Regions from separate parts of the Homo sapiens genome. Here region 2 is linked to region 1. Evidence: read pairs that join two places in POLR2A ChIA-PET (ENCODE). Cell type or tissue: HepG2. All regions are shown on one strand. Links, peaks and the distances in the headings refer to the core of each region. The heading gives the core; the rest is flanking DNA.

Evidence for each region. ChIA-PET counts read pairs that join two places held together with the same protein. Peaks named below come from ENCODE experiments on the same cell type or tissue, not always from the same donor. Only the 100,000 strongest peaks of a DNase experiment are listed, where the experiment ranks them.
Region 2: POLR2A ChIA-PET joins it to region 1 with 5 read pairs; 2 of 35 experiments call an interaction of 5 or more read pairs at or near these places.

The regions. Positions count from the first base shown.
Region 1 is chr3:125,198,731-125,203,118 of GRCh38, forward strand. The region is part of intron 2 of SLC12A8 (solute carrier family 12 member 8); the gene reads right to left. Among named protein-coding and RNA genes, the nearest start is that of SLC12A8, 12 kb to the right of the region's middle. RefSeq lists an enhancer at 2,365-2,444. In HepG2, for the core only: a CTCF peak has its summit at 3,681; a DNase peak (open chromatin) is centred at 2,201; H3K4me3 peaks cover 377 bases.
Region 2 is chr3:126,480,284-126,484,671 of GRCh38, forward strand. UROC1 (urocanate hydratase 1) reads right to left here. Exons shown (of 20, transcript NM_144639.3): 19 at 3,086-3,185; 20 at 883-2,202. The coding sequence ends at 2,062. Among named protein-coding and RNA genes, the nearest start is that of ZXDC, 6.6 kb to the left of the region's middle. In HepG2, for the core only: no CTCF peak of the experiment used is centred there; a DNase peak (open chromatin) is centred at 1,718.

The sequences.
Region 1 (4,388 bases), core at 222-4,221:
TGGGATAACTGGTAAAATTTTAATGTAGAGCTACAGATTAGACAATAGGATTTTTTTTTTTTTTTGAGATGGAGTCTCGCTCTATCACCCAGGCTGGAGTGCAGTGGCGTGATCTCGGCTCACTGCAAGCTCCACCTCTCGAGTTCATGCCATTCCCCTGCCTCAGCCTCCCCAGTAGCTGAGACTACAGGCACCCGCCACCACGCCCGGCTAATTTTTTTGAATTTTTAGTAGAGATGGGGTTTCACCGTGTTAGCCAGGATGGTCTCGATCTCCTGACCTCGTGATCCACCCTCCTTGGCCTCCCAAAGTGCTGGGATTATAGGCGTGAGCCACCATGCCCGGCTGACAATAGGATTTTTCTATGTTAAATGTCCTGATCCTGAAAAAGATACTGTGGTTAGGTAAAAAAACATTCTTGTTCTTAGGAAATAGACACTGAAATATTTATGGATAAAAGGACATGATGTCTGCAAATTGTTTTTATATGGTTTAGAGAAAATATATACATATATATAGAGAAAATGGTCTAATGATAAAGCAAAAAGGCAAAGTGTTAACAAGTGGTCAATCTGAATCGACTGAGTCAAGAGTATGTGGGGTTTTTTATTGTATTATTACAACTTTTCTGTAAGTGTAAAATTTTGTCAAATAAATAAATAGGTTGCAAAACATTATGAATGTATTTAATACCATTGAACTGTACACATAAAAATAGTTAAGATGGTAGGCCTGGGGCAGTGGCTTATGCCTGTAATTCCAACACTTTAGGAAGCCAAGGCAGGAGGGCCACTTGAAGCCAGGAGTTTGAGACCAGCCTGGGCAACATAATCAAACCCCTTCTCTAGAAGAAGGAAAAAAAAAAAAAGGCCAGGTGTGGTGGCACATGCCTGTAGTCCCAGCTACTTGGAAGGCTGAGGTGGGAGGATCGCTTGAGCCCAGGAGTTCGAGGCTACAATGAACTATGCTCACGCCACTGCACTCCAGCCTGGGTGACAGAGCAAGACCTGGTCTCAAAAAAAAATAAAATAAAATACATTTTTATAACCAACTATAATAAACATGAAAATACAGTTCCAGAAAAAAATGGTATAAACCTTGACAATGTAAAAATAATAAAGCAACTATTAAAAAATGGAAATGAAATGAGAGAAATGGAAGGAAGTGTATGTGTGCCAACGTCCTATTTTTCATATGGGAAACAGGAAGTAAAATGATAACAAATTGGTAACCTAAGAAACTGAGGTATAAGAATATTATTTAAAGTTACAGTGAGAACAATTAGAAGACATGAAAACCAGAAGCCATTAGCAATGACTGCCACTGGGGAATAGAAGTGAAGGAAGAGGGAAGGAAGGCTTTTCATTTCATGTCATGCTGTATTGTGTGAATCCTTCTCACTTCATGCATGTAGTACTTCTATGATAAAAACCCTAGACCAGCCACAGTGGCTCACACCAGTAATCCCAGCACTTTGGGAGGCCCAGGCAGGCGGATCGCTTGAGTCCAGGAGTTTGAGACCAGCCTGGGAACATGGCGAAACCCCGTCTCTACTAAAAATACAAAAAATAAGCTGGGCATGGTGGTGTGCCCTTGTGGTCCTAGCTATTTAGGAGGCTGAGGAGGGAGGATCATCTGAGCCTGGGAGGTTAAGGCTCCAGTGAGCCATGATCGTGCCACTGTACTCCAGCTGGGAACAGAGCGAGACTCTGTCTCAAAGAAAAACAACAACAACAACAAGAACTAACTTATTTTATGTTTAAAGAAAAAATTACCACATTATTAGAAATATTTTAAAAACAGAATGGGTTTTTTGGCTGACCTGGCATTAGGGATACCATTTATGGCTATATGTCATTTTATTCAGTGGATGAATTCACCAAAAGATTCCTGTGATTTCAATCACATTTTAAAATGTATTGAATACATGGAATACTTAAAGATGGTGAATCCTTTTGTAAAATCAATGTCTACCTCAAAATTCTTTGTGTATCTCTAAGTTTTTAAATTTGTTTTTGCTTTGTGTTATTCTTTACTAATAACTACCTAAAATTAAAAAGGAAAGTGACTCAAAAGGAGTCATGGCTTTCGGTTTTAAGTTGAATTCTATGAACACGGAGACTCATGGTAGAGCAGGAACGCAACTATTTTTGGCTTAGTGAGGGTTGCTCAGCCACCATTGCCTCAAGTTAATCAGTAAGCTCCTAAAGCCTGTAACCAGGGACAGTGACCATGGATGTGATTTACCGGATATCTGCAAACTGGGAAAAGAACATGCTAGAATTTTTACACAGGTGAGTGGTTTTTACCACACTACCCTTTTTTCTTTCTTTCTGACTGTTCGTGTGGGGAAGAAGACATTCACACAACAAATCAAAAACAAACAGGCTGGACACGGTGGCTCACATTTGTAATCCCAGTGCTTTCAGAGGCTGAGGCGGGAAGATCACTTGAGGCCAGGCAAGGAGTTCATCACCAGCCTGGGAAACATAGTGAGACCCCATCTCTACAAAAAATTTAAAAATTTGCCAGACATGGTGGCATGTGCTGTGGTCCTAGCTACTTGGGAGGCTGAGGTGGGAGGATCCCTTGAGTCCCAGGAGTTTAAGGCTGCAGTGAGCTATGATCACATCACTGCACTCCAACCTGGGCAACAGAGTGAGACCCTGTCTCTAAAAACAAAAAACAAAAGGAATGTAAATAGGACCTTTCTCCCAAGCAGTGGTAAATGTTAAAGCATTATTGTATTAGAAATGCATCAAAGCCGGGTGAGGTGGCTGATACCTGTAATCCCAGTACTTTGGGAGGCCCATGGGAGGATTGCTTGAGCCCAAGAGTTCAAGACCAGCCTGGGCAAAATGGCAAAACCCTGCCTCTACAAAATATTTTTAAAATAACCAGGCATGGTGGCATGCACCTGTGGTCCCAGCTACTCAGGCCCAGGAGGTTGAGGCTGCAGTAAGCCATGATTGAAAAAAAAAAAAAAAAAAAAGAAGCATCAAAGCTTAAATAGGTACTACCTCTAAAGACTTTTCACGTCAAGCGCACCCACCCTTTGATTAAGGTGTTAAAATTCAGAAAGAAAAAATTTAGGAATTAGATTAAATTATACTTGATAATTATTGAAGAGCAAAAAGAGATACTGAATTGAATTATACTGAAGTATGTGTATTTCTTTTTAATTTAATTTTTTTTGAGATGGAGTCTCACTCTGTCACCCAGGCTGGAGTGCAGGGGTTTGATCTCAGCTCACTGCAACCTCCGCCTCCTGGGTTCAAGTGATTCTCCCACCTCAGCCTCCTGAGTAGCTGGGATTACAGGCACCTGCCTCCACACCCAGCTAAACTTTTTTGTATTTTTGTAGAGACGGTGTTTCACCATGGTGGCCAGGCTAGTCTCGAACTCCTGACTTGAGGTGATCTGCTCACCTCGGCCTCCCAAAGTGCTGGGATTACTGGCATGAGCCACCTCGCCCAGCCGTATGTGTATTTCTCTTAATCCTACTACAATTAATTGATAATGTTCTAGGAATATAGAACTATCTAATGTTTTAACTGTTATTCTGAAGAGATGTGTTTTGGCCAGAGAAAGTATAAAATGAATGAAAAGGTAAGCTAAAACTCAGTTACTCTCCCCTACAGGAAGCCAGGGTGTTCAATCAGGCCAGGCGGCCAGAGTAAAAGCACCACCTAATGGCACCTTATTCAAATTACAAGAATAGTACTTCAGAGGCATTACCATAGCATCTAGGCTTTCCTTGCAAACCCCAGACGATTAAATGATGGCAAATGCAGTATTTTGTCTATATCTGACCATGGATGAAATTTACCTTAAGGCAGTAAGAAGGTTTGAAGTTACCTAGTCCCTCTATTCATAGCTAGGCGGAATGTATTAACCATGTTTTTTTTTTTTTTTTTTTTAAATCTGTATCTAATGATGTTATGACAACTTAAAAATCTTGCTGACCAAGGACATGAAAAACCTCTACAATGAGAACTACGAAACACTGATGAAATAAATTAAAGAGGACACAAACAAATGGAAAGACATCCCATGCTTAGAATTATTAATGAGAAGCCGGGCACGGTGGCTCAGGCCTGTAATCCCAGTACTTTGGGAGGCCAAGGCGGGCGGATCACCTGAGGTCAGGAGTTTGAGACCAGCCTGCCCAACATGGTGAAACCCCGTCTCTACTAAAAACACAAAAATTAGCCAAGCGTGGTGGCAGGCACCTATAATCCCAGCTACTTGGGAGGCTGAGGCAGGAGAATCGCTTGAACCCAGGAGGTGAAGGTTGCAGTGAGCTGAGATCGCATCATTGCACTCTAGCCTGGGGGACAAGAGCGAGACTTCATCTCAAAAAAAAAAAAAAAAAAAAAGAATTATTA
Region 2 (4,388 bases), core at 155-4,154, 1.3 Mb after region 1:
TGGGCACATCAGAAGCCACGCTGTTCCTTCCATGGCGACTACAGCTGTGACCAGCTGCCCCAATTCCGCTGTGAGCCCCGTGGGAGTCAGCTGTCACTTACCACTGCAGCAGCAGACAGCAGGTTGGCATGCAGGGGCCAGGGAAGTAGCTTGCTCCCTGGCATGGCTTGGTATGGAGCCCAGAGGGGGTCTGGGGTCTGTGTGCAGCTGGAAGCCACCAGAGCCCTCCCTGTCCTTCAAGAGGGAAGGTGCTGGATGGGGAAAGGGTGATGCCAGGGCCCTGTGGCCCGCTCTTAAGATGTGTGCACAGATCCATGCAGCAGGGTGCTTTCATGGAGATGTGGGGACAGACGATTCGTCCCTACACACTCTGTCCTGTCTCTCTCACTATCTCTGTCTTTCTCTCTTTCTCTGTCTCTTACTCTCTCTATCTCTCTCTTTCTCTGTCTCTTCCTCTCTGTATCTCTTTCTTTCTCTGTCTCTTCCTCTCTCTCTGTCTCTCTCTGTGACTCTCTGTCTGTCTCTGCCCCTCTCTGTAACACTCTCCCCTCTCTGTCTCTGTCCTTCTGTCTCTGCCCCTCTCTGTAACACTCTCCCCTCTCTGTCTCTGTCTTTCTGTCTCTGCCCCTCTCTGTAACACTCTCCCCTCTCTGTCTCTGCCATGGAAGGATGCAGTGAGAAGTTGGCCTCACCAGGAATTACGCCAGCTGGCACCTGGTCTTGGGCTTCCAGCCTGCAAATGTGTTTCATTTCTGTTGTTTGGGCCCCAGTGCCAGACATTATGTGGCAGCCGCCCTAGCTGACCAACCTGGTTGCTGTGTTTCCAGGCCCCACATCTTGGTTCTGGCAGGACGAAGGGGCGAAGGCAAAAAGCAACCCCGCTGGATCTGTCCATTTTATTAGAAAAACGACGGCTCTCAAGAAGCCCTGCCCCACAGACCCCACCCTCATCTCGTGGGCCAGGACTAGGCCAACAGTCCCTCCTAACAGCAAGGAAGGCTGGAGAATCAGGTGGTTTTATTTACCCTATATTGCTGCCCACACAAAACTAGGCTTTTGTTCACAAGGGAAAGGGGAGAATGGCTGCTGGGGAGGAGATGCGGAGTGCAGGGAGGGTGGGGACCAAGAACCCGGCTTGGTCCTGGAGAGGGCAGTGGCCTGCCCCTCTCCAATCCACCGACATGTGGGGTGTCTGGTTTTCTGTGGCCCTCAGAGGCCCACCCACAGACTCTTTCTCATTTCTCTGTTTAGGATGAGTTATCTGTTGGTCTGTTGCACGCCCAGCTAAGAGAATGAGATTCATGAGCCCTGGCCCTGACAGAGGCCACTTCCCCCATCCCGGTGACCTCTCACGAGGCTCTGGACCCAGTCATTACCGGGCTATGGGATTGGGGAAGGGGTGCCAGACTCCAGCCTCAGGGGCCAGCAAAGGGTCCCCTTTGCTGTACCCCTCAGGCTGTGCTGGCCTAGGGGGGTGCCCCTGCTCTCTCATTTCTTCCCCAGTAAGTGATCATTTATCCTTAGGGCAGACCCGGCCTGCCCGTCCCACCAGCCCACAGTGCAGCACACAGCTCTGTTGACCCTTTATTTCCTGGTCTATCCTCCTTCCCGAACTCCTCCAGGCCAGCAGCCCAGGGTGCCAGGGTCCAGAAGTTGCTTGCACAGACAGCAGATGGGCAGCAGACAGACAGAGTTGCATGGAGGCTGGCAGGTGGCCAGGAAGCAGAGGGTGTGATCATCCCAGCCGGAGAGAGCTTGACCAGTGTTCACCGCAGGGCCCCCGGGCAGGCTTGGGACTTGGCCCTAAATGGACTTTGACAGCCTTCAGGGCTCCCATGCAAGTGGCATGGTTGTGGACAGAGAGCTGCATGTCTCTGGGCCTCAGGGGGCTGTCTGTAAAATGAGGCTGTGGTGGCACCCTGCACAGGGCACCATAAGGGCCACGTGAGGATGTGCGAGAAGTGCAGGTAGTGCGGGTGTGCAGGAAGGGTGTGTGCCATGGCTGGGCAGGTGAGGATCGCCAGGGAGGAAGGGAGGCAGGGGCCGCGACTCCTGGCTCCCTCAGAGCTGCAGGGCCTGCTGGAGCACCCGCTCGTCCTCCACCTTGTGAGGCAGTGTCACCACCAAGGTGCTGTTCTCCTGCATGGTCTGGCAGATGATCTCATAGGCCTTCTGGTTCCCTGACCAGCAGCGCCGGGCCACCTAGGGCAAGGAGGGGGATAGCAGTCCATGTCAACATAACCGGGCTCCCCACGTGAGTCTTGGCTCCCACACTTGGGGCCTCTCTGCTTCGGGACCTCTGAGGCTGTCCGTGGGGACAGCTGCCCTTTTGTGTCTGCCCCATTTCCACCCCCAGCTTAGGCTCCCTGTCTCTGGCCCTCCTCTGGGATCTGAAACTGGCGGTCATCACACTCAGTCCTGCTCCCCCAGCTCCAAGAATGGCCTTGCCTCCTGAGTCCTCCGCAGCACCTCCCTCCCTTCTAGAATCCACCTCAGCCTGAGCTCTACCTTCACAATGTCCCTGCAGTCCTCTTTCTTCCCTCCACCTGGTCTCCCCTGGATGATGCCACGCCTCCTCCCCCATTCCCCTCTGCCATTCTTGCCACCCCCGCCTCCGCCTTCCACACAGTCACCACACCTGCCCCCAACCCACTTTTCCATGCCACAGCCGGGGCATCTCCTAGAACAAAACCTCTTGCTCTGGGATGAAGACCTCCATCCCCAGCTCCGCCAGAAGCCCTGCAGCTCCCGGTGAGATGGGGTGAGTCTCCTGCCAGCACCCTCTCTGTCCTCATGCTCACGCTCCGGGCCCAGCCCAGGGGCTTTCAGTCACCCAAGCTGTCTGAACTCCCGCCTTTGCTCCAAGCCTCCCCTCATTCTCTGGGTCCCACCTGTCTCCCCATCATCACCTGACCTGACCTCCATTTGAGCTGATTCCCCCTTCCTGGCTGCTGTGCTGTGGTCATGAGAGGAATCCGGCCCCCATCCCCACACCCAGGAGATGCTGTATGACAGCAAACGTGGATGGGGATCACCCAGCTGAAGGCCCTGCCTTCAGGAGGTGGCAAGGACTGGGCTGACTTACACCATTGGAGACATCCCAGCTGAGCATCAGCCTGGCTCTCCCCTCGGCCTCCGGGGTACCGTCCAGCACGAGGCCGAATCCCCCGTTGATCACCTCACCCCTGCAGGAGGCAGAGGAGTTTCCAGTTCATTCCTGGGGCCCAACACTGCACAGAGCAGGCAGAAGCCCATGTTTTGGAAGCATTGGCTTGAGACGGCGTCAGGGTTGGGGCCGCCACACCGCCAGCCTCTGCAACCTGGTGGATGCAGGAGTCGTGCAGGCAAGCACAGCTGGGAGCAGCGTGGTTACCTGCCACCTCTCTGCCCACTTGTGCCCCCTGTGCTGGGCCTGTCGGCCTCGTGCCCACTTCCACCACCCATTGGAGGTCATCCCTTGATGGAAACCTCCTGGGTACCCCCAGTGGGCTATAGCTGCCCCCTCCCTGCATTCTCAGAGTGCTGCCCTATAAAGCACACTCCCCTTGGTGTGTCTTGTATTACTCAATTCAGTCATCACTCTTTCTGGTTTTATCTTTAAAAAAAATATTTTTTTAGAGATGGTATCTCACTATGCTGCCCAGGATGACCATGAAATCCTGGCCTGAAGCAATCCTCTTGCTTCGACCTCCCAAAATGCTGGGATTATAGGCATGGGCCACTGTGCCCCCACCTGATTTTATCCTTATGATCTTTATCTTCCTTATCTCTTCTTTCTGCTTGCCTCAAGTGTATGGGGGGTCCTTCTGATTATTTGATCTGAAGGCTAAGTTCCTTTATTTTCAATATTTCTGGTTTTCTAATTAATGCATTTCTCTCCTTCTAACAGTTTTTGATATGTTCTTGGTTTCATTTGTTTCCTAGTAGATGAGTTGAACTTCATTAACTGTGTTGAAGCTCTGCTGCTGCTTCCATGCATGTGCACTGGAGCTGTTCCCCATCAGCCTGGGATGACCTTCCCCATCCTCAGCCATTCACCTACGAGCTGCTGCCCTTGAAGCATCCAGCCTTGGCTCCTGCTCAGTCTTCTCAGCTTTCAGTTACACAAGAAGCACCCTTAATTTTGTAAACGCCTGTCGTTGTGTTGTTGCAAATGTGTCCCTCCTGCCTCTTATTCCTCACTTGCAGTATATCTGTTCCTTTTTCTTCCAGCATGCAAAATGTGCATCTAGTTTCCCTTGTCTCAAATCCTTCAGGCCCATCCAGCTTTCCCTGCTTCTCTGCCCAGCCTGAATCCTACTGACCACAACCTCAGCCAGTTCTCACCAGGAAGCCAGTGAGAGGTGCCCTGTGCCCCTTGCAGCCACCTACACTCCCCATTCCTGGTC